2 separate regions of the Homo sapiens genome follow, and region 2 is linked to region 1. A link is a loop called in an ENCODE intact Hi-C map of the cell type or tissue named here. Cell type or tissue: endothelial cell of umbilical vein. All regions are shown on one strand. Links, peaks and the distances in the headings refer to the core of each region. The heading gives the core; the rest is flanking DNA. Region 1 overlaps GRIK4 (glutamate ionotropic receptor kainate type subunit 4). Region 2 overlaps ARHGEF12 (Rho guanine nucleotide exchange factor 12).

What was found. Hi-C counts contacts between places; a loop is a spot of excess contacts. Peaks named below come from ENCODE experiments on the same cell type or tissue, not always from the same donor. Only the 100,000 strongest peaks of a DNase experiment are listed, where the experiment ranks them.
Region 2: a loop joins it to region 1, with 22 times the contacts of the local background. A loop is called at or near these places in 1 of 110 quality-filtered maps.

What each region holds. Positions count from the first base shown.
Region 1 is chr11:120,559,667-120,570,701 of GRCh38, reverse strand. The region is part of intron 1 of GRIK4 (glutamate ionotropic receptor kainate type subunit 4); the gene reads right to left. Among named protein-coding and RNA genes, the nearest start is that of GRIK4, 53 kb to the right of the region's middle. RefSeq lists enhancers at 4,994-5,573, 5,574-6,154 and a silencer at 5,705-5,974. In endothelial cell of umbilical vein, for the core only: no CTCF peak of the experiment used is centred there; DNase peaks (open chromatin) are centred at 4,361 and 5,471; H3K4me3 peaks cover 1,020 bases; H3K27ac peaks cover 2,489 bases.
Region 2 is chr11:120,427,873-120,438,907 of GRCh38, reverse strand. ARHGEF12 (Rho guanine nucleotide exchange factor 12) reads right to left here. Exons shown (of 41, transcript NM_015313.3): 8 at 10,661-10,839; 9 at 9,391-9,468; 10 at 9,077-9,196; 11 at 6,997-7,137; 12 at 1,526-1,600. Among named protein-coding and RNA genes, the nearest start is that of GRIK4, 78 kb to the left of the region's middle. RefSeq lists cis regulatory regions at 2,858, 3,830 and enhancers at 2,786-2,930, 3,758-3,902. In endothelial cell of umbilical vein, for the core only: no CTCF peak of the experiment used is centred there; a DNase peak (open chromatin) is centred at 6,637; H3K27ac peaks cover 1,281 bases.

The sequences.
Region 1 (11,035 bases), core at 2,137-7,136:
GTAGGATCACTTGAACCCAGCAGTTCGAGACCAGCCTGGGCAACACAGCAAGACCTGTCTCTACAAGTAATAACAAAAAAATAGCCAGGTGTGATGGTGCACCTGTAGTCCCAGCTACTCGGGAGGCTGAGGTGGGGTGATGATCCCTTGAGCCCAGGAGGTTGAGGCTACAGTGAACCGCGATGATGCCACTGCACTCCAGCCTGGGTGACAGAGTGAGCCACCCTCTTAAAAAGCAAAAGCAGAAAGTCAACTGATAATGTATGCAATCGATACATTAAAATATAGCAATGCACACATATTTAGAACTATAGAGATGTGGAAATCTCAGAAAAAAGCAGCTAAACAGTTGAAAGCCATTATTTCAAAAAAGGGAGGTTGAGGGACAGGAAGGGTGGGACAGAGAAATACTGAATATTGTTATAAGCCTTTTAAAATATGATTTGACTTATAAACTATGAGTAATTATCACAATAGCTTTTTAAAATCCCCAACCCCTGATCCTCTGTGGTTGGCAGTAGAGCGAGGTTCCCCACGAGACAAGCTGCAGCCTTTTCGACCTTGATCCCTGTCGCCTAAGCTTCATCTCGCCCTGGCGGTCTCTCACTCTTTATTGTTGCCACCAACAGGAGGGGCTCCCGGAGCAGCCAACACCATTTTCATGTAACTCTGCTATGGAGAGTTCTATGTAACTCCTTTGCTATGGAAATGGGTCCTGGCCTTAATCCCAAAAAGCACAACTAATGAGACTAGAATGATTAAATAAGACTTTCTAACAGCCTGGAAATACAAATGGGAAAGGAACAAGAGGCATACACATCTAGCAGATGTGGTCTTTGGGAGTATGGGAGATTAGACCCTCCCTCAGGTTCCCAGTTTACCCTACCTAGCTCCCCACCCACCACATAGGGGCTACCACTGTTCCCTACACCCAGCCTCCTCCAAGTCTGTATTTGCAAGAGCAGAGTCCAGAATTTCTCCTCTGCCACTGTGGAGTCCCTCTTGCCACTCCTGTTCCCTGGCTAATGACCCTACCCTTCTCCCCAAAGTCACTCTACGCATCACTACTCTTTAGGGAAGCTACTCTTCCCTCTCTCAAATTATAATTCAACAACAACAAAAAAATCCCTGACATTCACAAGGGAATACCCATATATAGAAATGGGGGCATGAGAGAAGGGGAGCTTCTTAATTTTGGACAAAGCAGTAAACATCTTGAAGCCTTAGTTTTCTGACCTGTAAAATGGGGATGATAGTATCTGTTCCAGTCCAAGAGTGGTTATCAGGATCAAGTCAGATAATGGATGGAAGGCAGCTTTATAAACTAGAAAGTCCCTTATGAATGTGAATTATTAGTATTATCATCATTGGTCATAGTAATTTTCTAAATTAGCAGACCATAAAGAGATCCTTGAGTGGTGGGGACCAATGCACCCAAGTTCAAAGCCTCCATTGCAAGTAGCCCTTTCCCATATTAACCATGGGGCGGGGCGTGCCTGGTAGGTCTATTATCCAGCTTGTAGCACTGCCAGTTGCCCCGCCTGGAGCTGCAGATGCCCCGGGCATAGACCTTGGTGCCTCAAGCAAATGGCTCTAAGCACCTGTGCCACTTCCCCTTCATAAAATCAAATCGCTCACTAATGCTCCTCAGCTCCTTTCATCCAAATGGCAACAGCCGTTGTTCTTATTGGATTGTAGATGAATCACTTGAAAAATATTTTGGGGCACATTAGAGAGGCTTAACATAAAAGTACCTGAAAAATGGTTCTGTTTTGTTTTCCACTTTGCAAACCCAAACTGGAGCCTGGGGTTGTATTACATATTTTTGTCTTCTTTTTTTAACAGAAGGGCTTTGCTCATTTCCTCTCCATGCTGGGAAAAGGGACACGTTAATTACTGCTGGGTGGGGAGCAAACCTCTCTGAGGGTCTAACTCCATCTTTGGCAAGAAGGATTGCACAAGAGGAGAGGTGAGACTTAAATGTCAGCCTTCACATCTCCAAAGAGTAACTGGAGGCCTGGCATGGTGACTTACACCTGTAATCCCAGCACTTTGGGGGGCCGAGGTAGGTGGATCACTTGAGGCCAGGAGTTCAAGACCAGCCTGGCTGACATGGTGAAACCCTGTCTCTACTAAAAATACAAAAATTAGCCAGGCATGGTGGTGTGCACTTATGGTCCCAGCTACCTGGGAGGCTGAAGCAGGGGAATCACTTGGACCTGGGAGGCAGAGGCTGCAGTGGGCCAAGATTATGCCACTGCACTCCAGCCTGGGCAACAGAGCAAGACTCTGTCTCAAAAAAAAAAAGAAAAGAAAAGAAAAGAATGCCTGGAAAGAAGGTGGTGTACATCTCCATCTCCACTGAGGACAGAACAGAAGAAAATGGAAGCAGTAAGAACTCAACTCAGGCAGGATACCAGGAGAAACTGTCTTATTATAAGGCAACATTTGACTGCATCCCCTTAAGAGGTTGTGAGTCTTTGCTGGAGAGTTGTTTGTTTTGTTTGTTTGTTTGTTTGTTTTTGAGGCAAGGACTTGTTCTGTCACCCAGGCTGGAGTACAGTGGTGCAATAATAGCTTACAGCATCCTTAAACTCCAGGGCTCAAGCAATCCTCCCGCCTCAACCTCCCAAGTAGCTGGGATTTTAGGCAGGCACCACCATGCCCAGCTAATTATTTTATTTTTTGTAGAGGCAGGGTCTTCCTGTTTCCCAGGCAGGTCTTGAACTCTTAGACTCAAGTGATCCTCCTGCCTCGGCCTCCCAAAGTGTTGGGATTATAGGCATGAGCCACCATGCCTGGCCTACTGTAGATTTTATGCTAGACAACTATCTTTATGGGATGTTTTTGGTCTGTACCTGCCTTGGAGAAGGGGAATAGAACATAAGACTTTTAAAAAGCCCAACACTGTCACATAAGACATACCTCCTGTTGACATCCCATACCCACTCACTACCTAGGGCCAGCCACAAGTGTCTGAGAAGGGAATGTGGGCTTCCCAGTGTAGCCAGGGATGTCTCTTTCATGGATATCATCACTCTCTTCCCCTGCTCAGCAAGTGCTGGCCACTCTCTGTGGTCTCCCTCTGGAGTCCCAGCACACAAGGCCTTCAGTCACATGTCCATGTGTCTGTACCAAACCCTTTGCTCTGCTAACTAACACGAAATCCCCTTTCTAATCCCTTTCTTATCCTGCTGAGAGCTCTGGGTCTTAATTCCATTATTTAACACATCATAAACATCAAGGCTGGGGAGATGCCTCACACCTGTAATCCCAGCACTTTGGGAGGCCGAGGTGGGAGGATTGCTTGAGCCTAGGAGTTCAAGACCAACCTGGGCAATACAGAGAGATCCCATTTCTACCAAAAAATTAAAATTAGCTGGGCGTAGTGGCACACCCCTGCATTCCCAGCTATTTGGGAGGCTGAGGTGGGAGGATCGCTTGAGCCTGTAAGGTCAAGGCTGCAGTGAGCCATGATCGCACCACTGCACTCTAGCCTAGGGAACAACAGAGCAAGATCGCATCTCTAAAAAAATAACATCAAAAAACAAGCTGGATGTGATGGCATGGCCTGGGGTCCCAGCTACTGAGGAGACTGAGGCAGGAGAATCACTTGAGCCCAGGAGTTCAAGGCAGCAGCGCAGCACAACCACACCTATGAATAGCAACTACACTCCAGCTAGGCCAACACAACAAGACCTTGTCTCAAAAAAAAAAAAAAAAAAAAAAAAAATTAGGAGGCCGAGGTGGGCGGAACACGAGGTCAGGACATCAAGACCATCCTGGCCAACATGGTGAGACCCCATCTCCACTAAAATACAAAAAACAAAAATTAGCCGGTGTGATGGCACGCGCCTGTAGTCCCAGCTACTCGGGAGGCTGGGGCAAGGGAATCACTTGAACCCGGGAGGTGGAGCTTGCAGTGAGCCAAGATCGCACCACTGCACTCCAGCCTGGCAACAGAGTGAGACGCCGTCTCAAAAAAAAAAAAAAAACTGAGGGTATAAACAAGAAAAAAAATCTTGTGATATGTCCCTAGACTCTCCCTCTTAGTTGATGTCAACCCATTAATTGCTCACCAGTAATGAAACCACTTTATTGTACTACCCACTCAGAAAACTGAACCTCAAGACAAAAAAGGGTTTACAAGTTGTTGGAACAGTATGTGCCACATATGCTCAGCACCTTCTTTATTCCAAATCTGGAGGGTCCAAACCACATCGTAGGCTGGCCCAACTTCGTCCGTAGATTAGCTGGCAATCACCTTAAATAGTCTATTTTAACACCAGCATGGGCTTATCTGACACCTGAGACCTTACTCAGTCAGAAGGAATTTGAAGTCTGGCCTCCTTTCTCAGTCACTTCCTGGCTGGATGACCCTGGACAGGGTGCCTAACGTCTCTGGACTCCAGTTACTTCCTCTGAAAAGCAGAATAAAGAATATCTTGCCTAGATCAGAAGATCTCTGGAAATCCCTTACAGCTCATAGAGCTACAACTGTTCACTAAACGGCCTCTACAAATGAAGAATTTTTTGCCTTTTCATTTGTCAAATAAAATCTGAGGCCTAGGGTAATAGGCAAAGAACAGGCTTTAAAGTGCAAAGCACAAATCCAGGCTGCCATTTACTGTATCTTGGATATAAAACTTAACCTCTGTGGGCCTGGCTCAGATTTTTATCCTAGAGACAATGACGCCTACTTTCAACACGGCTCAAGGGGTAGGAAACATAGCATCATCCTTCCAGCCTAATACCAAAGTCACACCCCAAGCCCAGAATAACCACGTGTGTCTCAACTCTTTCTCCTAGATTTCCTGTCTTGCTTTTCACTCTCTATAGGAAAAGATGGTTTTGTCCATTCCCTGGCAACTAACGTGCTATTAGTTAAGTTTTCTCATGTGGCCAGGTATTACCTCTGAATTATAAGTGGAAAGACTGAGATGTAGAAAAGAGCCAGGGGGCAGGAGTAATTAGTGAGGCAAAGCCTGCAGCCAGACCCTGTATTTCTACTCCGGTCTCATTAACCGTGAGCGCTGCCGGGCGCTGGAGGCCCCCTTCTCCTACCTGTCGTCCTTCCTCACTCGGCTGTGTTCTGTTGTACCTCGTACAATATTGGATCTGTAAAACGCTTTATATTCCTTTAGCCAACACAGGGATGATTCAGAACAAGATTGGGTTATTACAAATTCAGGAGGCACTACACACACGGCTGTCATGTTTCAGTTACCCTTTCTCCCGGTTTAATAAAATTTGCCACACTAATACAAAGCCATCTTTTATCGTTTTCCCTGCAGTTGTAACAACTTGTCCAGCGCATTCCTGCTAATTAAAGGAGGAGAGGATGCAGCAGCTCACTGGAAAGTGGGCTTCTAGGGAGGCTGTCAGTATCTTTGCAGCCACTTAGCTCTGGTTCTTAGAGTCCTTTAATCGCCGGCTCCTCCATGACATGAGGCCTAATGAGGTCAGCAGCCGGTGGCGACATGGCAGGCAGTCCCGCGTGGCGGCGGCCGGGACAGCTGGGCGCGCTGGCAGGAGAGCAGGCACAGCGCTCCCCACAGGCAGGATGACGCGGGCTCCGCAGCCCGTCCTCCCACGCTGCCCCGCATCACTGCCTCGGCCCTGACGTGCGTGCGACAGACTCACCGCAAACAGTCCCCAGCGGGAGCACGAGGCCGGGACAGGAGGTGGGCGGCTACACAGGACACCCCACCCCCCCCACCCCCCCGCAGCCGGCGGAGCCGATCGCCGGAAAAGGGAGGCGGTGGGCGAAAGGAAAGCGGGGAGCTGGGAGAGGAGCTGTAAACAAAGAGCTGCCCTTGTGCGAAGTCCTGAGCCGGGTCCAGTCAGCCCGCTTCCTGTGGCCCACGCACTGCCCGCCGGCCCACGCGGGAGCCTCGAGGGGCGAGGCGGAGGCTGGGCGCAGTCCTTGCAGCCAGCAGCCACCTCCGCGCGCTCCGCCGCGGTCCAGCTAATTACCTGCTGCGGCGGCGGCCGTGCCCTTTAGGGTGCATTAGTATTCCCGCCGCGGGCGCTGCCCTCGCGGCGTCGGCACCGATGCCCGGCCACCTCCAGGCCCGAACGACTGCGGCTGCGGGAAGGCGGGTCGAGGGGGGCTACGGCACCCCAGGGAGAGGCCGGGAGCCGCCCGGACCTCGGAGGGGATGGGGTCCTCTCTGGGAGGCACCCGTCTCCTTCCTGGGTCCTAAGACCCTTCCCAGCCCTGCGCTCCGACCCCACTCCTCCCGAAACGTCGGGGAATCGGGAAAGGAGGGCCACGGGCAAAGCGGGGGCGGGCGCCCCCTGATTAGCATGCGGCGCCGGTTGCCCGGGCCCGGATTCCCGAGCCCCCTCCCCGCGAGCGCACACTAATAAGTTTACAAATGGAATCCGGTGGCGCCGCTTGCAATAAAAGGCAGAAGCTGCGCTCCGGCGCTTCAATGAGAGCATTTTCCCCCGTAACAAGGGGCTGGATTCAGCTGCCTGGTGCCGTCTGAGCGGGGCGAGTTGCCAGAGTAACCAAGGCCTAGCGCGCACGTGGGGAGAGGGAGCTGGCTGGGGCTCCAGCGCTAGCCGCCGCCTGCGCGCCCGGGCCCTTCCTCAGGCCACCAGCCACTCCTCCGGGACATTGCCTCCCCCACCCCAACTTCCCCACTACATAAACTGCCTCCCTACCCACCCCCTAACCTTTCAAAGGCTCTCCGGCAGCTTGTGTTAAATTCATGAGACACACCGGGAACACCTCCTCCGCGATGGGAAAATAATGTTTAGGCCTGGAGTGTCACTGGAGAGGGGGCCCAGACGGTGACTGTGCTCAGAGCGGGCGTGGAGGCACAACCGACCCCAGGTGTGGGAGGCGCCAGAACTGGTGCAAACAGCAGTGAAACAGCAGGTGGAGATTCCAGAGCCCTGGGTAGCTCAGGAGGTAGGCTTCTGAATGACCTGGGGAAGGGTGGAGGGGAATTCAGAGCCAACTAACCCTGAGTGCCACATCTAACTTCCTGAGAGGAGGCTCCAAGGACGGGAGCTCCAGAAGTTCCTGGGGTCTAGCAGCTGCGGGGAGACCAGCTGGACCGTGAGCAAAGCACCCATCTATCCCACCTGTAACACAGGGCTGGCTGCTGCTGCCTTCTCCCAGCCTTTGGCCTAGGTTGGTTTAAAAAAAACGAGTTCAAAAGCTGAACCCGCTTTTGGTCTTCAGCTCTCAAAAGTTCACATTTTGCTCCAGAAAGTTAAGGCTGCTGTCCACCCTACTTCCTTCCCAGGGACCAAAAATATAGGGATTGTTTCTCTCTTTTTACAAGCTTGTCACTGGGCACAGGGTTCTTCCAGGCCCCAGAAGTTGTTCTCTGGAGCCCAGAGAAGCTGGATCCCATAGTTCCTCTCCTGAAGCTAGGCTGAGGGCTGCTAGGCAGCCGCCTTCCAAGTGGCCACATGCTAGTATCCTAGGAGATGTACACCCAAACACAGTGCTTACCGGCCAAGCAATCCCTATCCCACATGGACAAAGAGGCTGATACTAGACACTGCGAGTATGTCTAATAGAGAAAGAGCCCACTTCCTCTGCAACTGACAAAAGAAGGGAGCTGATTCCCGGGTTTTACCCAGGGAGACAGTGAAGTGGAAAGACACACTTCACCATCCCCGTTCTGGAAGCTGGGCAAGCTGGGTGCCAGCCTGCATGACTGACATCTCGGCAGTCACATACATCCACAGCCCACTGGACGTCATGCTTCCGCAGAAGGCCAAAATAGGGTCCCCCACTGCCACCAGGCAGCTGGACCCTGCAGAAGAGGGCTGGCTGCCCATTCTGATCCCCTGACCTGGCTCCTCCCTTTTCCACACGATACCCCCCATGCCCAATCATCACTAAGTCCTGTGGGTTCTACCTTCTAGAAAGTCTCTCAAATTAGTCCAAGCTGCACACATTTCTCACTAGCACTGCCCTACCACCACCAGAGGATCTCAACCTGTTCCCTTTTGTGTAAATCTCCCCAGCCATTTCCTGGCACCCTTAGCCTGGTATACAAGGCCCCCCATGAACTGATCACTGTCACGTCTCCAGCTTCTTCTCTCCCCTTGTACCCTGGCTCCAGCCTGCTTGCCATGACCCAAACACAAATCCTCACTTACTTCTGTGTGTGCAAGCTCTTCCCCAGCCCCCACCAGCCTCACAATACCCTAACTCCCCTTCTTCCTCTGGTTGGTTCCTTTACATCCTTCTAGGCTCAGCTCAGGCATCACCTCCTCCAGGAAGCCCTCCCCAGCTCCCTGCCATCCATCTGAGACTAAGTTAGCCTCCCAAATACACTTACCTGCTCCTTCACTAGACTGTGAGCTTCTTAGGGCCAAGGCCGGGGTCCCTGTTGACTTTTTCACACGTCATTATTTCACAATCATTGCCTTATTGGAAAATGATTAAAAGTCTCGGCTTTGGAGTTAGTGAAATGTCAGTTTGATTCTTAGCTCTTCCATCTGCCATGTCACTTAATTTCTCTGAATCACAGTTTCCTTATTAAAATGGATAAAGGTAATATCTTAAGGCTGTTGGGCTTAGGTGAATCAATGGGTTTAAAGGACTTAGCACAGTGCCTGGCCCATGGTGAGCAGATTCTCCCTCCCCTTATTGTGTGTACGCCCTCAGTGTCAGCCCATCTGGCACATTCTAACAACTGCTTCCTAATTGCTGAGCTAATGAATGATAAGAGGAAGAACACGACATCCTTCTGGGGCTCTTCACCACCTTGGCCATACCCTCCTGGATATTCTTTGCCTTATTTGGCACCCTTTTCAAGTGGGCCACAAAGAACTTTTGACCAAGTCACACTCCCATCATCAGCTGTGTAGCGTGCAGCAGTCAGATCCAGATATATGACTGGAGGAGAAGGCAGGAAAAAGAAACAGCTAAGACTGAAGGTGGCTTTGAGCCTCTGGGTCATCTTGGGGTTTGGAGGAGAGGGAGGAGATGTGGGGGTGGCCAGGTTCTTCTGGAAGACAGAATCGTGTGGTAGTAAAGAGGCCTTACCCACATCGCCTTCTCTTTGCTGTTTCCCGACCCCTAGGCATACATGGGCTGCCCCCGAAGGTGTGGCCTGGGACACCCTTTCTATATATGAGACCCTCTCATGGCTTTTGCCATTGCTGGAGCGGGGGTATGCCTGCAGGGAACTCTGGGGAGTCCCCGAGTAGGCCCCCCTAGTCCCCACGTGGCTCTCCAGCAGCAGAAGGGACCTAGAGTGCTGCCTGTCACCAGCGCCATGTTGCTTCCTCCCAGGCAGAGGCCTTGCTGGTGAGCGTGCAGGAAGAGAGGCGAAAGCATGAAGGAGAGAAGGGAGAGGAAAGCTCAAAGCCCAGTAGCAGGCGCCTTGATGCAGAAATATCTTCTAGAACATGAGGGAGAAGCGCTCCATCAAAACCTTCTGGATTTCCAAGTCAGCCGGGCTGATGACCCGCAGCAACCCACCCTCCCCTGGCTGCCGCTAAACCCAGGGCCTGCTCCTGCCCCACCTCCCAGTCCCACCCCACCCCTCCTTACCCAGAGACCACACACCAGGGGACTAGACAGGCTCACTCCCTCCCTGGCTGTCTTGCAATTTTAATTTCTCACCTTCCTAAACAGCCAAGATTTATGGCACACTTGACAGAAATATTTAATTTTCCAAATGTCTACTATTCAAAGGCTGTGGAAATCTCCAGCCCTAACATTTCCGCATTAATATCCATTTAAGGCTGAGGCCAAATAAAGATCTTCCCAGAGGCGTGGAAGGGGGGAAGGAGGAAGATGAAATCCTTAGCAGACAGAAAGGACCCACAGAAAATCCCCCACGAGATCATACCATCCCCACTGCTCTTCCACTGAAGTAGATGTTAAAGCTTTTTAATTATTGTCATTAACATCACTGAATGCTTATTATGTGCCAGATACTGTGCTAAGCAATTTAAAAGCCATGATCTCATTTAATCCTCACAACCCAATAAGGTAGCCACTATAATTATCCCATTTTATAGATGAGGAAACTGAGGCACCGAGTGATCTAAGACCACTCAACTAATGAATGGAGGAGCTGAAATTAGAACCTCAATTTGACTCTTACTATCATACTGTCTCTTGTGTGTGCCTGATGGAAACACTCTTTCTTCCCAGACTTGTATATAAGTCTAGCTATACCATATACACACATATACATACTATATTCAGTTTACTTCCGTATATCACTGTGAAGGAGACTCATTGATGAATTCAACGGGGACACTGTGTAGGCTCCCTGCTACACCCAGAGCACTGCTGTGTGGCCAGCATAACAAATGCGGGGCTAGGTCCCCTGTCTATCATGACCTTAAAATCTGCTTGGAGGCCAGGCACAGTGGCTCACTCCTGTAATCCTAGCACTTTGGGAGGCCAAGGCAGGTGGATCACCTGAGGTCGGGAGTTTGAGACCAGCCTGGCCAACATGGTGAAACACCATCTCTACTAAAAATACCAAAAAAATTAGCCGGGCGTGGTGGCACACACCTACAATCCCAGCTACTTGGGAGGCTGAGGCATGAGAATCCCTTGAACCCGGAGGTGGAGGTTGCAGTGATCCAAGATCGCAACACTGCACTCCAGCCTGGGCAATAGAGTGAGACTGTCTCAAAAAAAAAAATCTGCTTGGAAAACTGGGCATATATTCAAAACAATGCCACACCAACACAAGGAGTACAGGAATGTCACTGCTAGGGACTCAACTTTCTCCTGAGATACAGAAGGAAACCAGAAGACCTCAAAACAAACCAGAGAGACCCTCTCAGGCCTCCCTCTCAGGCCTCCCTCTAATAGGCCTGTCTCCTCTCGCTGCTGGTGTAATGCAGATACAGTTAATATGCATTAAACGCAGAACACAGAAGAGGCAGGCATGCTGGCAAAAGTAAGAGGCAACTGACAAAATGAAGAGGAAAACATAAAAAGGTGATAAAGAACTCAAGAAGTCAGCAGTCTTGGGCCACTTGGTGTGTGGGAAAACAGAATCACCTACTTGCCCCAGAAGTGTCTATTAGT
Region 2 (11,035 bases), core at 4,092-9,091, 130 kb after region 1:
TGGGCAACAGAGTAAGACTCTGTCTCATTCATACATATATACATACATAAATACATGCATACATAAATACATACATACATACAGGATGTCTGAAGACCATAAGTACTAAAATTAAAGACCATATAGGATTGGGGAATAAAAATTTTGGAAGAAATAGGAAAAAAATGAGTTTGGCTTAAATCTAACAGCAGTTTAACATTGCAAGATCTGGATGGAGTTCAGCAAAGAAGGGTAGGCCTATGATTTGAGAGTCATTTGCACAGCAGTTATAGTGGCTATAGCTGAAGTTGTATAAACAGATCCGCAAGTTTTAAACTGAGTGAATAATATGTACCTGTAGTTTTTCCTCCTAGTGTTGCAACACTACATATTGAGTCTCCTAAACACAATTCTGCCTTTTAACAACTCTTATTATTTTCTTTAACCTCAAGGCTTTAATATTCCAAAAAAAAATCAGGTGAAACTGGCCGGGCACTGTGGCTCATGCCTATAATCCCAGCACTTTGGGAGGCTGAGGCGGGTGGATCACCTGAGGTCAGGAGTTTGAGAACAGCCTGGCCAACATGGCGAAACTCCCTCTTTAAAAAAAGGAAAAATTAAAAAATTAAAAAAAAGAAATTAGGTGAAACAACATAAATTAGTTTCGAGCAGTAGTCAGACAATTTTGATTTTATAACTGATTTGATGTCTCTGATTTTTCAATAGTCCTTATGTTGCTAACAATAAAAAGATGACAAAATGCTGTTGTATCTTTTACTACAAAACTGTAAATAAATGTAATTAGAAGATAAAATCAGAGTGCTTAAAAGCATGCAATTAAGAATACGTAAGATCAAACAATTCTTCTTCTTGATGAACACCCACAAAAACTGAAGGCAAGGCAGCATATTCACAATAGCAAAAAGTGGAAGCAATCTAAGTACCCACTGACAAACGGACAGATAAACAAAATGTGGTGTATATACATGTCATGGAATATTATTTGGTCTCAAAAAGGACGGAAATTCTGACACATGCTACAACACGGATGAAAGCTGAAGACATATGCTAAGTGAGAGAAGCCAGTCATGAACGGATAAACATTGTATCATTCTTTTTACATGAGTATCTAAAGTAGTCAAATTCATAGAGACAGAAAGTAGAATGGTGGCTGCCAGGGGCTAGGGGGAAGGGGGAAATGTAGACTTAGTGTTTACCGGGTACCAAATTGCAGTTGGAGAAGATGGTTGGCAGTGATGGTCGCACAACAATGTGAATATACTTAATGCCACTATACACTTAAAAATGGTTAAACTAGTACATTTTATGTTACCACCACGACAAATATGAAGGAACCTAAGAATACTTACAAACCATGGAATATCTCTTGACTTATTCAAATCTTTATTAAGTTTCTTTAATAAATTTTAATTTTTTTTCCAAAAAATAAAAAATAAAATATGTAAACATCAGATGTGTCTATACCATACTTTAAGTATAAGGAAAGCCAAAGACAGCACTATCATTGCATGGATTTCATACTCACAGTGTCCTGAATTGTTTCACTTTTCTCTGGGTTTTCCTCTAGATAAATTCTCTCTTTTGGGCCACTCTTGGGACTCTAATGAAAAAAACAAGATCTTCAGTTCATTTCAATAGGCACACCAAAAGGAGATGAGGGAAAAAAGTGTGAAAAAAAAATTGTTCTGAATTTCATATTTGTATTTACAACTACTAAATATCTTTCGTAAAATGCTTGGTTCTGCTACTTTTTCCTTACTTTGGCAAGTCACTTATTCTCTCACCTTTTCAATTTTATATTGATAAACAATACAGAATCAACAAAACAATTTTACCTAATCTCCAGGCCTGGAGGTTACTTTTCTACCAAATAATTAGATATACTGCATACCTCAAACTCATTATGTCAAAATCAAACTCTCTTATCTTCCTTAATCCTTACCTTCTCAAACTATCCTTTCTATCCAAGCTAAAAGCATTTTGCCCTACTTATGAGTACAATTAAGCTTCTACTATTCTGTTACTCGCTTCATGTGAAAGGTGGATTTTAATACATTTATATGGTATTGTATAATACCTAATACAGTTGTTCTTCAGTGTTTGTGGGGGAATGGATGCTCAAGTCCCTGATATAAAATGGTATAGTATTTGCATACGCAAATCTTCTATATATTTTAAATCATCTCTAGATTACTTATAATACCTAATACAGCATAAATGCTGTATAAATAGTTGTTATACTGTATTGTCTAGGGGATAATGACTAGGAAAAAAGTCTGTGCATATTCAGTACAGATGCATTTCTATCCCTGAATATTTTGATAAATGGTTGGCTGAATCCACAGATGCTGTCCACAAATACTGAGAACTTCTGTATAAAATATGAACTATATGAGACACAGAAACTCACTTTGTGGAGATGAGGAACACCCCAAAGCAACGGGAGACATTCTTTAGAGCAATGAAAATGAGGAACCAGAGACCTAACGAGTGCCAATAGGGAAGATACATTTTACCTATGCATATAGCAAGATATCTTGGTGGTATCACAGATATTTCTGTTACCAAGAGAAAACAGCACTTTCAAATGTATGCCCCACCTTGGAGAAATGAATGACTTTCAGGTCTTGGACAAGATATATAAAAGATTAGAATAATTCTGTCACAAAAAGCAAGAAAGCTATCAAAGATATTGGAGGGGCATGTCAAAAGAACACAGGAGAAAATTTGAGGGGGCTCCCACCAACAAAAGAAAAGAGTAACTCATACTGAAATCTATGAGTTCAAAATATTACACACATATACCCTTCCCACTTGTCACCTTTGGAGTTTGTAAGAGTATCATCTCTCCTGAAAAAACTCTTCTGAAAAGAATCAAGAGAAGTATTTACCCTACATTTTCTGTATAAGCTGTATTTTAGGGTAACCTATTAGCTAGTAAGGGAAATCATTTTTTGTAACATAACTCCATGTAATAAATACAGAAATACTGACAAAATTATAATAATATCCTTTTGAAACTCTGAATTAAACAATGGATCTAGGCATTTTGATCATAAATGGCATGTGAAAACATTTCACAAAAGCTTGGGGGCCGGGAGTGGTGGATCACACCTGTAATCCCAGCACTTTGGGAGGCTGAGGCGGGTGGATCACGAGGTCAGGAGATCGAGACCATCCTGGCTAACACGGTGAAACCCTGTCTCTATTAAAAATACAAAAAAAATTAGCCGGGCATGGTAGCAGACACCTGTAGTCCCAGCTACTCGGAAGGCTGAGGCAGGAGAATGGCACGAACCCGGGAGGCGGAGGTTGCAGTGAGCTGAGATTGCGTCACTGCACTCCAGCCTGGGCAACAGAGCGAGACTCCATCTCAAAAAAAAAAAAAAAAAAAAGCTTGACAGGGGACGTTATAATGAAGGAAATCATGTTGATATCACCTAAACACCTTAAGCTTACAACCACAGTAAGACAGCCATTCACATCCTCATGTGATATAATGAGATGTACATAGTATCATCTATGAATTATTCCAAATAACAACTATCAAACCTAATGTGATCAAGACTTGTAGATTTAACTAGGAGTTTTAAGAAAATTTAGATAAAGGAACATGTCATACGACACCATGAAAATATAATTAGAAAATGGATTGTTTTACTGAACATCTGACTCAATTTCTTTAACAACAACCACAACAACAAATGGCCAAGGAAAAAAAAGAAGGAAACTATTATAAATTATAAAGACTTAAAATGACTTATTAACCAATGGCAATATGAAAGCCTTGACTGGATCCTGAATCAAATAAACTGTAAAAAGATCATTATAAAACAAGGTAATAAAATTGTGTATTGAGAAAATATTAATTCTTAGGATTTAATAAGAATATTATAGCTATATTTTAAAAACTTCTTATCTCTTAGAGAGAGACATATTAATAAACGAATGCCTTGGATTTACTTTAATCTGGTGTTTGGAGGATGTGAGGAATAGGGGGTACAAACAAAACTGCTGAGACTAGGTTCTCAGGGACATGAGGAGGATTATGTTAGTCTTTACTTTTGAATATGTTTAACAATTTTCCAAAATAAATAATTTTTCAAAAATATCACTCACAAACTGAAAATCAAAATGATAGATGCTCTGAATTTCAGATGATGATTTGTTACCAAGTTGCTTCTCTTGTGAGAACTGGGTATCAGGGCATTCTTTAAAGCCTTCTCCAAGGTAAGCAAAAGCAGGGAACTTTCACAAACACCACCAGGAAATTATTTTATAAAAATGAGAAGACAATGAAAAAAGTTAAAAGCACTGATTCAAAAGATAAAATGTAAAACCGCGACTCAAAGTACTGTTAAAACAACAACAAAAGCAGACCGGGTCCTCCATACTTAAAATTGAAACAAACATGGAAATCCATAAGCTAAAAGCAACACATCTTTAGCCTCAGACACTTGTAGAAATTAAACCTGTGTGTTCTGTGTTCAGAAGATAGCCTAGCTTGGACTTTATCATTTCTCACTCGGATTTCCACAATATTCATTTATTTATTTGGCCTCAGTTTCCTCATCTATGAAATGGTGATACTGCTTTTTTAAGATTATTATGAGTGTTAAAAAAGAGTATCTGTAAAGCATTGGGTACAACCTCTGGCACAAAGTAGGTACTGAATAAATGCTAACTATTATCCATTCAGCACACATTTGTTAAAGTTCCTATTAAGCCAAGCAGTCTTCTTTTCTTACAGATCTCCCTCTTTACACCAAATCATTTTCCACAGATATGTTTCTGATGGTGTCTCTCTTCTGCATGCAAGATAAAGCCCACTTTATTCATTGATTTCATGTATTCAAATACTAAGTATCAATTACATGTCAAACAGTCTTAATTGATTGGAATGCCTATTTCTATACTAAACAATTCACTCTTTTTTTTTTACCCACCCCTGAGATGGAGTCTTGCTCTGTCACCCATGCTGGAGTGCAATGGCGCGATCTTGGCTCACTGCAACCTCCGCCTCCCTGGTTCAAGCAGTTCTCCTGCCTCAGACTCTGCAGTAGCTGAGATTACAGGCGTGTGCCACCACACCCAGTTAATTTTTTTTTGTATTTTTAGTAGAGACGGGGTTTCACTATGTTGGCCAGGCTGGTTTTGAACTCCTGACCTTGTGACTGGCCTGCCTTGGCCTCCCAAAGTGCTGGGATTACAGGCGTGATCCACGGCGCCCAGCCAACAATTCACTCTTTTATAAGGTTATATTTCTAAGTCACATGTTTTATTGTAACATTCCTCTAAATACAAGATAAAATTCAAATTTCTCATTCGTATCATTTGCTCTGAATGCCTACAATTTGCTACACTTTGGAAACATAAAGTCAGACAAGACAGTCCCTCTGCTCTCAAGGAACTTCCCATCTCATGGTAGGGACAAGCCATGAAAACAGCGAGGAGACGCATTACTAAAACAAAAAGAAGAGTACGAAAAGCATTCCCAAAAGCGGTATGTACTGCTAGAACAAGTTGAAGCCCTTTATAACCTGGATTCATGATTTGGCTTCTAAGATAATCTCTAGCCATTCCATCTATAACCCTAATATGCCAGGTTGCCCTAAAATTCTCACTGCTCTCTCAAAATGTTACGCATTTTCAAACCTCAGTGCTTTTGTTTATATTTCGATTACTGGTATTTTGGAGCTAGGTGGAAGTAGATCACCTATTGCCTGAATAAGTTTGGAAAGTTAGTTAACTCCCTTTGGCCTCAATTTTTTCTTTTGTAAAGTTACAGTAACAACAGTACTACTTCATAAGGCTGTTTTGAGAATTAACTAAGGAACATAAAACCTTATCACCGTGTATGGGACATATACCCAACAAATATTAGTGACTACCATTTTTTCCTTGAGCCCAAATTGAAATTTTCCATTAAAACCTTTAGCTAACCCAATCACAAGACTCCTATCACTACCTTAAAAAACAAAACAAAACAAAACAAAAAACCCACAAATCCTCAGTTTGTTTTTTGCATGAGGAACTGGGTCATTGGGCCTAAGCCTCAAGAGATAGCCTGAATGATGGCTTAGACCACGGCTTCCTTTTTAAAAAACAACAAAACAAAACAATCCCCCAACAACAACCTTCAATAAGAGAGAAACTTCACATTGTTAAATAGTAGATGTGTGTATATGTAACAAAAGTCCCAAGAAGTGACACCTCTTCTATATGCAAAGCACTGTATTTCCTATTCTTTTTTTAAAAAAGAAATACAACCCACAAAATTGATTTCATGACCCACAATTACAAAACATTCGTTCAGACTTCTTCCCTCATCACTTTTAAAGAGGGTGATCTACATTTAAGTCATTATTCCTACCACTGCATACAATTTACAAAGTATTGCTGGGTAAGTAATACTGAACTTAGCTTTTAGGTATTCATATGTCTATGGTGTTACATCATATTCAGCTTAAAATGTTTTATTATCATCTTAACAGATAGTCATGTTCATCTGGCAGTTTCTGGGTTAATCAAGAAAGTGCTGTCACTAAACCTGGGCTATTAACTGAAGCCTATCTAACAGGACTGAGGTTTTTCCTCTTGGTAATGGCAAAGTGCCCCATGATTCAAGACTGAGTCACTCTGACCACAAATGGAATATTAACATGCTCTTAAAGATATCAACAGTTGGTCTCTCGGTTCAGTAAAAATGCACTGGCATTAGTAACTTCTCTACCCACGAACAAGATGCCTGCTGGGAAATTCCATCCCTGTAAAAGAAACAGTTGGCAATGGGTGTTCAAGGGAAAAAGTGAACTCTGGAATTAAAAGCTTATATATAACAGTAACCAGATTTCTGTTTATCAAATTGGTACATTAAAAATGGGGATGGTAAAAAGTGCTAAGACACCTCTAATTCACATCACTTAAAATCAAATCTAGAAAGGGGCTGTAAAGAAGAATACAGAAGAAAAAAGATTTAGAAAACTGAAAGCTTACATCTGCATTGTCACTACTGGGCCGAGAAGCATCTCCACTGCTACAGTCAGTCCTGCCCAGTACATCTCCAGGATCTGTTTCTGCCTCACTGACTGTTAGGGTGTCCCCTAAAGGTCTGGAGGGTGTAACTACAGCTCCATCCTAAAACAGATGAAAGAAAAACACGCGCACACAAACACATAAAAGAAAACTTTCATTACTTGCTGCATAAAGAAATAGTGGTACTACAATCTACATGGAGACTACTAAAAGTTGGACATTCTGATATGCTCAAGTATGTTTAAAATTCTACGAGTAAAATCCATAAATAACTACTAATTCCGGTATTCTAAAATGTCATGACCTTAAAGACAGGGCAAGTGATATTTTGGTAAAAAGAATGTAAGTTCAAACTTCTAAATATAGCAAAAAGATAAAATGGTTTGTTAATTTATGTAATTTATATTTATATAATTTATATTGTCTGCCCATTAATAAAGGTTATTACCCTATAGTTTCTTGTTAACTACCTTCCAATGCTTCAGAGTGTCAATCAATGGCCAATTCTAGGACATAATACTATAACATAAATTATTATAAGCATTTAGATCAGGTTATAAGCATTTATTTATTTATTTAATTTGAGATGGAGTCTTGCTCTGTCACCCAGGCTGGAGTGTAGTGGCAGGATCTCGGCTCACTGTAACCTCCGCCTCCATGGTTCAAGCCATTCTCCTGCCTCAGCCTCCCGAGTAGCTGGGATTACAGGCATGCACCACCAAGCTTGTCTAATTTTTTTATTTTTAGTAGAGTCGGAGTTTCACCATGTTGGCCAGGATGGTCTCAAACTCCCGACCTCAGATGATCTGCCCGCCTCGGCCTCCCAAAGTGCTGGGATTACAGGTGTGAGCCACTGCGCCTGGCCAGGTTATAAGCATTTAGATTGCTGTCCAAACAGGGTAAGAATATTATATTTGCCTAGTAATAACATAAAACTGTCAACATTACTGAGGTGTAACACTCAAAATGTGACATCGCTACTGGGACTGAAGGTAATGAAAAAAACAATGGAATGAAAAGTACACTAAACCAGGATGTCAGGGGACCTTACATACTGTATGGCCTTGTATAGGTGATTTAACCAGTTTAGACCCTAGGTTTCTCAATTATAACATAATTTTTTTAAATCAGAAAGTAAGCAGATTAGGCTAGATGATCTCAAAGAATTCTTTTGCGAATATGCAGCCTTCCCTTCAGATTTAACTCGGGAACAGTGACAAAAAAACAGCTTTTACCTATTTTAAATGTATAGGCAATTTATCTACTTTGCTTTAAGATGAAGTACAAGGTGCTTTACATATCCCAAATCTGAATATTACAGAATGTAAGTCTGGTTAACATATAAATGCTGAGCTTTTTTTTTCTTATGAGACCATTATCTCTATAGCTTATAACTATACAGCAAATTCTACTGAAATCTATTTTTAAATTACAATAAAAATATAGTCATTAAGAGTATGAATGTGCTTTTAAATCCTCAGACTGGGTTTGAATTCCAGTTCTATTACTTTGCAGCTATATGACCTCAGACAAGTCATTTAATCTCTCTAACTCTCTCTAAGTATATATGTAAACTGGAGGAAAACAACCATAAGTAACCTCAGAGATGTTATGCAGATTAAATAAGAAAATGCTTGTCCATATATTTAGCTCAATGCCTGTTGTTGTAAATTCTTAAATTCCTATTTAAAAACATATCAACTGCCATTCTGTTTTAAGATGGCAGAATGAACCACAAAAAATATAAATATATATATATATCTAAATACATTTTAGTAGTTTGTCACATCAAAGCAAAAGCACTCAATTCTTTTTTAAATTATTATGGAACAAAGAAATGTGATCTCATGAGCAAGCAAACAATCAGACGCCCACATTTATTTTTGTTAATCATTACTTCTGTAACATCCTTAACAGGACATCCTGTTGTCCTACGCTAGAAAAATAACTTTAAAAAAGGCAACTGCAACATTCTCTGACACATTCCCAGAAGAAAATTCTCCTGCAAAAAGTTGGGTAGCACTTGTAATAGTGATGCTACCTGAGCAGAGCCTGTGGCTTTGGATAACTGCTCTTGCAGCTGAGGAATGTGTTTCTTGGCCTCTTGGATCTCTTTTAGCAATCTTTGGGCAGGTGTTCGGTTGTAATCTTCCTGCAATAACTGAAAAGTTATAAAAATATTTTCAGAATTAATTACTTATGTAAAAAAGATACAGAAATAGTCCATTCTTAATCAATAATATAACTAATGGCATTGGTTACAATGCTGCTTGATTGTGACTGATAAACACCAACTCAACCATGCCCACTCACATTTTTATTGGCCTGTAAACAGCCCTACTTCTCATTTAATACCTGTAGCCGTTCCTGTTCTTTCTGTAACATTTTTCTCAGAATTTCTACTTTCTGGTTATGAACCACATTGTTTTCCTCCTAGAAAAGAAAAAGATAAAAAACAAACAACAACCAGTATAGACAAAATGAAGCTAAAATAAATAGAGAAAATGTGGCATACAAAGTTCTGCCTCGGCTCCAATTATCAATACCTATTAGGTTTTTACTTCCGGGTTATGTGGACAGGCTTTCAGACATGACACTTACAAGAAACTACAAGGAAATGTCTGCCCTTCTATTTCATTTTTACTAAACTGGATTCAAGAGAACACTAAATATTGATATTGGAGAAATGAAGTTGTCTTAGTATAAGAATAGTATCTTTTACTTTCCCTCATTTGGATCTTTACTATCGATCCCCATGCATAGCTCAAACTCCCAGTACCTCTTACCTGAAATATGAAGACAGCTCCCTAATTCATCACCCATCATCCCTCCTTGTTTCACAACCCTATAATATTTTACCAAATTAGTCTTCCTATAATCCTAGGATAATCATGTACTCTTTTGCTTAAAAAGAAACAACATTGAATGGATTCTTACTGCTTATCTAGTTACATGTAAATTAGCTTGGGAGATGTGACTTTTCAAAATATATAGTCAACCTACTATTTTCAAGTTCATCTCCCACTATGCACATCCTTAACAGGCACCAACCAACCAAAAATCCTAGCTACTTCTCCACAATATTTGATGCTTTTTTGGCTCCTTCTATTTATTGTTCTTCTTCTATGTGCTTTCTCCCTCCTTTGAATCCTCATAGAACTTAGCATTTTTTTTGCCCTCATAATGTCTACATTCTGCCTTGTATTATAGTTACTTGTATACTCTTGACTTAATCTCAATCAACAAAGCTTTGTTAAGCACCTTCTACATGCTAAGCAATATTTCAGGTACTGGAAACGTAACAGTAAACAAAATAAACAAAAATCCCCGCCCTCCTAAAAGTACACATTCTAAGATGACTATAATCTTGAACATAGAGTACCTTAACTATATTTCTGTGGGTGGCACACTGTTTTACATATGGCAGGTGTCTAATACTTGTTAAATTAAATCTGCTATGACAATATTCTAATCATTCCTATTATGTAATTTTTATATTAGTAAATCATTTTCTAAAATCTTAAATTTAATTAGTTCATCAGCCGAATACTTGAAAACTCTCCATATAAAGTAAACACATCCTTATAAGACTGAGCATTTAACTAAGAAATTTCCCCATTCTTACCCCCATGAGCACAGGACTAGTGATTCTCTCCATATTCCCAGATGCTCCAGGTGAATGAGGAGATGTCATGATGGGAGACATATGTCCAATGACTGACGGCTCTACTTCAGAGTCGGCAAGTGGAATCTGGGGCGACCCAGGTGGGCGTCCCTGAACAGTGAGAGCTACATAGGAACCAGCTTGGGGTGGGGAGACGGAAAAAGGGAAGGGAAGGGAAAATAACATTGTCAAGAAACTTTTTATACCATTTTACTACTTAATCTTCGATAGTTCTAAAAGATCCAGTTATGTAAGACAGTCCCATCATCTGCTACATCATGTCTCCACAGAAAAAAAAACTAATTTGTCATTTCTCTTTTATGACTGCCCTAAAAA